Regions from separate parts of the Homo sapiens genome. Here region 1 is linked to region 2. The links are chromatin contacts, found by Hi-C or POLR2A ChIA-PET in ENCODE. All regions are on one chromosome and are shown on one strand. Each heading gives the region's core, a stretch centred on a gene start or an enhancer-like site at or near the end of the contact. The rest is flanking DNA. Distances are from core to core; before and after follow the strand shown. Region 1 has its middle 30 kb from the start of SH3BGRL2. Region 2 holds the start of LCA5 (lebercilin LCA5).

What was found. Hi-C counts contacts between places; a loop is a spot of excess contacts on that map. ChIA-PET counts read pairs that join two places held with the same protein, here RNA polymerase II (POLR2A). Pooled maps may share reads with other maps.
Region 1: a map of K562 shows a loop between it and region 2 (2.1-fold over the local background). The contact joins the enhancer-like site here to the promoter of LCA5 in region 2. A Hi-C loop is called at or near these places in 4 of 168 maps with a recorded cell type or tissue (Caco-2, HepG2, K562 and 1 more), 1 of 37 single-sample maps with no recorded cell type and 4 of 50 pooled maps. POLR2A ChIA-PET finds 5 or more read pairs at or near these places in 5 of 52 experiments (AG04450, Caco-2, H1 and 2 more).

Annotation. Positions count from the first base shown.
Region 1 is chr6:79,599,254-79,602,835 of GRCh38, forward strand. It overlaps a transcript of SH3BGRL2 not described here. Among named protein-coding and RNA genes, the nearest start is that of SH3BGRL2, 30 kb to the right of the region's middle. Within about 2 kb of position 1,883, at least 5 of the 41 ENCODE cell types and tissues checked have a DNase peak (open chromatin) inside an H3K27ac peak, as active enhancers do; they include PC-9, where a contact is called at or near this core.
Region 2 is chr6:79,535,490-79,539,377 of GRCh38, forward strand. LCA5 (lebercilin LCA5) reads right to left here and starts at 1,941. Exons shown (of 8, transcript NM_001122769.3): 1 at 1,676-1,941. It also overlaps a transcript of SH3BGRL2 not described here. RefSeq lists enhancers at 1,837-2,410, 2,405-2,454, 2,985-3,558.

The DNA.
Region 1 (3,582 bases), core at 633-3,132, 64 kb after region 2:
CAAATTTGGATCGCCACTATGGAAAATACTTTAGCAACAACTTGTATACTCTATGACCCAGCAAATACCCTTTCTTGCACTAAACATGAAGAGACATGTAATAATATTTATAACAGATCTTTTTTTTTTTTTTTTGAAATGGAATCTCACTCTCGTCACCCAGGCTGGAGTGCAATGGTGCAATATCAGCTCACTGCAACCTCCGCCTCCTGGGTCAAGCAATTCTACTGCCTCAGCCTCCCCAGTAGCTGGGATTACAGGTGCCTGCTGCCATGCCCGGCTAATTTTTGCATTTTTAGTAGAGATGTGGTTTCACCATGTTGGCCAGGCTGGTCTCAAACTCCTGGCCTCAGGTGATCCACCCTATACCAGCTCTTTTAATTACAGCAAAACACTGAGTACAACCCAAACGTCTGTCAGCTGTGGAACGGATTCAATTGGCTAGGACGGGGCAGACATCTTATTAATTGTTCCATCAAAACTGCCCACAACAGGGGAGAGGACATTCTGCAAATAGAAATTGAGTGCTATTCGAGCAGGGAAATGGCTAGAAAGAAACACCACTACAACAAGACTAATACCCTCTACACATCAGCTTTTGTTTGTTTTTATTCAATTGGTTCAGAATCCAGAGGCAATATGGGTATGATTACTTAGTGTGGAGTCCTAATTAGCGAAAATGAGTTAGGCTGGTGGGGCTGAGGAGAAAGCAAAACAAGAAAGCAGATAAGCTATGTCGGACTTTCTTCACGGCCTAGGACACATGGCCCTCCTGAGCAAATAACTCACTATCGTTTTGCACCCATCTTATCACCAGACACCTGCAAGTTAGCTCACTGCAACCTTGGCACTATCAGTACTGCACAAAGCTCTCCTCAGCACAAGCATTATTCTATAAAATCCCTAGCAAGTCTTTGTTTCTTTGCAGTCAGCTCCTCTTGTGCTAATTCTGCCCATTGCAACCTTGCAACATATTTTCTTACTTTCTCTAATGAATCTGCCTTTCTTTACCTACAACTGTCTTTTAAAATTTTTTTACTCCCATGCCACTGGCCCAGATAATTGCCATTCACCCACAACATTTAACTCCCTTTAACTCCTGAAAAGCAATGCACCCTATTATGAGCTTAGCCGTGAGCCCAGATTCACAGAAAGAAAGTGAAGATAAAGCAAAATGGGGGCTTGGCAGTTGAGTGTTTTCCAGGGTACAGCATGGGACTCTGTGTGGTGAAGGACACTCTGCCCCTTGCTCTGCGGAGAGGAAAAGTCACAGTAGGCAGAAGGCAGATCAGTCTCCATTTGTCCCTCACTACAGTCTCCTGCCCCACAGAACCAGGCATGGGGACAGAGGAAGCCAATGGACCCTCCATTCTCAATCTGGTTCAGAACCTGCATTTAACCAGGCCCCCACCAGCTCACCCGGGAGCTGGGAGAAAACCAAACTGATTCCTCTCATTTTCATTCCTGTCCCTTTAGGCACAGAATATAGACACTGTCTATCTTCCTTAATGCTGAGAAAAGCACTTATGTCTTTCATCTGAAGTGGGTTCCCAGCTTCTTTTGCCACTAAATCATTTATTTTTTAAGTGTGACATTTACCCAGTTGCCCTTTCTATTAATAAATCCTCACTGTCACACCATCTTCCCAGGTGACACTGATGTCATTGATTTGCTCCCTCACTACAGCTTCTTTTTCTAGCCATGATACTTAAAATCATCTCAGGAGTCCCCCCTCAAGCTCTCTCTCTTCTCCCACCATCAACTCTAAACAAATCTCAGTGTCAGTTGAAGGATTTCATGTCCTGAATCTGCAAACCAGGATCATCTGGCAGCACTGTTTACCTAAAGTGATTAAAACCCATGAATCATGATGTTTATACAAGTTTTTCTTCCTTGTAAAAAGGCAAGAGGCAACGCTATAGACCACAGACGGAAGGAATGTTTTGTTTTTTGAAACTGAGTCTTATTCTGTGGCCCAGGCTGGAGTGCAGTGGCACAATCATGGCTCACTGCAGCCTTGATGTCCCCATGCTCAGGTGATCCTCCTGCCTCAGCCTCCCAAGTAGCTGGGACTATAGGCATGCAGCACCACACCCAGCTAATTTTTTTTAAAAAATGTTTTTGTAGAGACAGGGTTTCACCATGTTGCCCTGGCTGGTCTCCCACTCCTGGGCTCAAGTCATCCACCTGCCTTAGCCTCCCAAAGTGCTGTGATTACAGGCGTGAGCAACCTTGCCTGGTGAGAAGGAGTTTTAAGTGTGTCTGCAGAAATATATATTTTTAATTTAGTAAAGTAATGCTTCAGCAATTCAAGTGTATTTCACCCTTTAAAACAAAGTTAAACCATTTAGTTGATAAATGTGATCAGTTTTATGTATAATACATACTTATTCTCACTTGATATAGTCCTCAGTTGATTCAGCTGAAGAGTTAAAAAGCCTTTTAATTTTCTACCACTTAAAGTTTGTTTGGTCACCATTCATGTCCGTATTTAATAGAGTTAACCTATCATAATATACATCATTCTCTCTGGGGGAATCCCTGAAAATTCATTTTTACTATGAAGGTTATTATATTTATTTTATTTATTTTGCATTGCTTGCTTTTAAGAAGTAGTTGAGATGGCTTAAAAAAATATGCAACTACAATAGTAAAGAAAAAAATCAAGCTCCCCACCCCCCACAAAAAAACCCAGGAAACAAATATGCTAGCTTAGTAGCTACATTGAGCAACAGCTTTAGCTCTGAGCTTCCTAGCCGCCAAAGTAAAAAGGGAAACAGAAACCATACCAACACTTCGAATTTAAAAAATAGATTCAGTTTTATTTTGCAACAAAAGTCTAAAATGAGTTTATCAAAAAGGAAACATTCATTCATTTGAAAATCACTTTTTAAAATGCTTACAATGAGCCAAATTGTGTCTGAAATACTAGGAATACAATGTTAAACATTTCAAAAACGGTCTGTGCCCTCATAGACCTTAGAGTCTACTGGATGAGACAGAGGATAAACAAGTCATCAAATAAAAAATATATAAATTACAATTATAGGAGTGTACAGGGAACTAAGAAAATAACCAGGGTCCAGGAAGACCTCCCTGAGGGGGTGACATTCTAAAAACAAGAGATAAAATGTAGTTTCTGCTTATAGATAAGATTCAGGGAGAACAGGGCCTGGAAGTATTCCTACGAAAGATCTGATTTTCAAGTGCAGAAACCCAAAGTGTGCTTGTCAGTTAATCTGCTTAGGAATGTTACAGAGGGGCAAATTGGAATATAGGCTCCAGATTTGTAATTAATATGCTTAAGTAAGAGCCCACTGAGATAGAGTCAAGGAAGGCACTTAATGTGAGAGTGGCTATAAGTTAGTTTTACCTAAAGAGGTAGCAGAATCTGTTCCAGGAGTCCTTAAGGATACATGCCTACCTATCTGGGCTTATGTGACCTTGTCTCAACTCAAACGTTAAGAAAAATGGTCTAATTTGGGTAACTTTCAGCCTCATAATTGCCTCATACTCCTATTTAAGTAAAAGAGAGACATGTAAGTAATGCAGTTTTATGATGGAAACATAGTTTATTCAGAG
Region 2 (3,888 bases), core at 691-3,190:
GTGACAGATTAAATATGAAGTCTGAGAATAGAGAAGAACTTGAGTAAATTCCAAAGTTTTGGGCTTGCAAAATTAGGAGAATGTGGTATTCAAGCAGGACAGCTTTGGCAGGGAAAGGTGATGGGTTCAATATTGGACATACTGAGTTTGGGATGCCTATGGATAGGAAATTTATGTGGAAATACCAAAAATTAGCTACAAAAGTTTGACAGTAACTCAAAAGTTCCAGATCAGAAATAAAAAATTGGGAGAGTGTTAATAAAACACAAATAGTGTAAGCCAAAGGAGAGGAAGAACACAGCCAAGAACACAGAGTAAAAAATAGAAGACGGAAGACTGAAGACTGGATTATTGGGAAAAACAATAATGAAATATGGTGGGCCGAGGAAGAAGATCCCACAAAGGAGTTGAAGAATGACAGGCAGATGAAGAACCCAAGAGAAGGGTAGCATCTTTATTTAATGGGCTTCCATTGTGTCCTACAGAATTATAGTTCCACAATATGTGTAACGGAAGAGATGTGACTCACAAAAGAAGAAAAATCTCTTTTCCAAAGTCACAAACTACTTTTTGATATTTAAAATGATACTTTGTCAACTTAGAGAATCAAAACAAACTATTATTTCCTATAACTTATTTGGATAAACATACTAGCTAACATGGGAAATCACAAAGTGAAATATTTAAAATGGTAATATAGAATTTAAATGTGGAACAACTGGAAAAAAACATAGATTAAAATAACCATGCAAAAGAAAGAGGGAATGAGTAAAGAACTGGAAACATCGGTTTTACCATTCTAAAACACATATAGCCACTCCCTCTGCCAAAAACTAAATGATGACTTCTGATTGCAAAGATATCTCTAATGCAAGTTCTTAACGTGAAGATAAAGGAGGGGAATAAATATGTATGTGCCCAAGTATACTTTCCAAAGAACAAAGTGAACAAAAAAGGGGTTTATATCAGATGAACTGGACCAGGGCTCTTCACTGTTAAACACTATCCCACGGTCTATCTAACGTAAACATCACGTATCTGAGTACCGACTCCAACTCGAGTATGCCAAAAAGGCACTTTCTTTTTTCTTTTATTTCTAACCATCTTTACTCCTCTCATCCCATCCCTGAAGGATGTATAGAAGTATCACAGCCTGGACAAGTACGGCTTTCCACTCTAACCACAGTTTTAATAATAACACATCTATTATTATCCGAGAGCTACCAAAGCCTCCTTTTCCGTCTTGGCCCTTGGCCCTGCCCCTCCTCTCTAGTCTTGAGTCTCCACGGGCCTCCGGGGTTTTTGTTTTGTTTGTTTTAATAACAACCACTTCTCTAGATCCGCTTGCTCCCTTTCTTCTCTTCTCGGTCCCAGGAAGTAAATACCCTTTCCCAGCTCCTCTCCTCCTAACTTCCCAGTCCCCCCAGTGCCGGTCAACCTCCCTTCCTCGGGACCCTCTCAGAAGCCGAGCTCTTTACTCATTTTCCTAGGTCTTCCTTCTCCTCGCGGTCCCTACATCCTCCCCCATCCCTAATCCCTTCATCTTCCCTGCTTTAAGAACCACCCGCAGGCCCCCATCCACGAACGCCCCTTCACTAGCTACCAGACGCTTCAACCCAGCCTCACCTCGCACCTCCACCTCCCCCGCCGTCTCCACGCCCACTTCAAAGCCCACCTCCAACCCGCAGGCTCTTCAGCAGAGCCGATGCGGCGTCCCGCCTCCTTGCCTTCCCTCTTAGGACCAAACTCCCAGCTGGGGCCTCGGCGTCTGACCGCCAAAGAGCGGGTGCCTGGTTCCTGCGGAGGCTGCCGGGCGGGTGCCGAGGTTGCCGAGATGCGGGAGGTTTGAACACAAGGATGGGACAGAGGCGAGGATCGGGGCTCCTGGGTGGCAGCGGCGGTAACCTGGGCTCCAGGGTAACGGAGGCGGAGGCCTAGACTGCACTACGAAGAGACCGCAGCCAATCATGATGACTCTACCCGAGCTCCCATTGGCTTCTGTCTCCAGACGGCCCTTTTTATTGGCTTCAGTGGAACTGGAAGGCGGGACGGCGAGTGCGGGAGAAGGTCTCCATTGGCCGACCGCTCTAGCTGTAGCGGAGACCCCCAAGTAGGGAAATTGGGGCAAAACGCGGAGCGCTCCAGGCTCCTACGGGCTGTGCGGTGCCAGGGCTCGACTGCTGAGCGTCGTGGGCTCCGAGAGGGACGCGGGCGGAGGGCAAAGTGGGTTCATGATATGAATTGTAAAATTGGCGACTGCGTAATGTAAAACACTTAACAATTGCTTAGATTTCCTTTGGGAAATAACTTGCTTTTAAATTGTAAACAAATTACAAACAAACTGCTAGTGCTTCTGGATCTTCTTACCGAAATGGCTGATTCAGGAGGATGCGGGGTGAGTGCACTATTGTTCCTGCCTCGAGATCCTGGCTGTGAATCACCAACGAGCCGTGAGTTTGGCTTGAAAGTGATTTTTAGGTTTTGGAACGGGTTTGGGGTGGAATGGCATCTGAAATATTTGCACACAAGTTTTTTTTTTTTTTTTTTTTTTTTTTTTTTTTTTTTAAGGAACGTTTTGAGGAGCATGTCAGCCTATTGAGCGCTGATGTGTGACATATTTTCTCTTTTAGAAATGGCATTAATTGCGGGAGACAGGGAAGGTAAAAAAAAATCCTCTTTCGTGAGGGCTTTAAACTGCTCCGAGCCATCTGATTATCAAGGTGGTTTAACACTACTCTGGTGTTCTCACTATTGTTAATTTCTCACTGGCCTTTTTACCACCATTCTGTAGAGAATCTAATATTTGAAGGCAAATGCGTTTAATGAATCTTCTAACCATGAAGATTGGTAATTCCTGCTTCTCGCTCAACCTCGTTTTTCCACCTTTGCACTGTTTCAAAGCTTTCATTTTATCCTGTCAATACATTTTACTTCAAGTTACAGACTAACCCACCCAAACAATATTGTGATTAAATGTAATTTTCTGTATGCGAAATACATCTGTACAAGATGGCAGTCATCTGTTAGTGAAAATAAGATGAGTAATCCCTAAATTGCACGGAATTACTTTTCATCAATTCTTTAATCTGTCTCTGCTGACACTGTTAAAATAGCTCACTCGTTATTATGGACTCTGTTAGAATTAACATGTAAATGTATGGGTGGATTACTTATAAAGGAAGTTGCTAGGAAGAATCAGAAAACATACCGTATTTACGTGGACAAATGTCTGTCACAGGAGCGTCAGATCAGGATTGCTGAAGGAGAGCTGAGAATGAAACCACCATTTATTCAGCACTCAGAATGCTCCAGGCAGTGTAATCTCATTCCATCTTCATTCATGACTCCAGACAGGTATTGTTATTCATTGTTTATACTTGAGAAAGCAGATTCAGAGAAGTTAAAGTATCTACCACAAGGTACGAAAGTAGTAAGTAGTAATGCCAGAGTACAAGCCTAGGTCTGCTTCCAAATTTCGTGGTTTCGGATTTAGTGCCTTCATTGTGTTTCACCTACAGGTTAAGAAGTTGTTGGTAAGCAAGAAAATATTTAAGACGCTGGGAGAATCCAAAAAATTGTCTAGTTGTGTGTAACATAGTCTCAGGATTCTTACAGTGTGCAATTTTATTCACCCCCTCATATTCAAAATAACAGTATCAGTTTGACCTTGAAAAAAGACCAAAAAATGTATAAATTTACAGAAGTAAAAACTAGTTTATTGAATTACCATTTTAAAAGGTTACCCCAAAATATGAGAAAGCAGTTTTAAAAGTTTTATGACATTACATGGTTTTATATATTATTTTTGATAGGGCTAGAATTTTCTAAGATACCATTTGACATTTTATTTCAGTACCACACAGGATTCTGCTTTTCAGAAATAAAGGA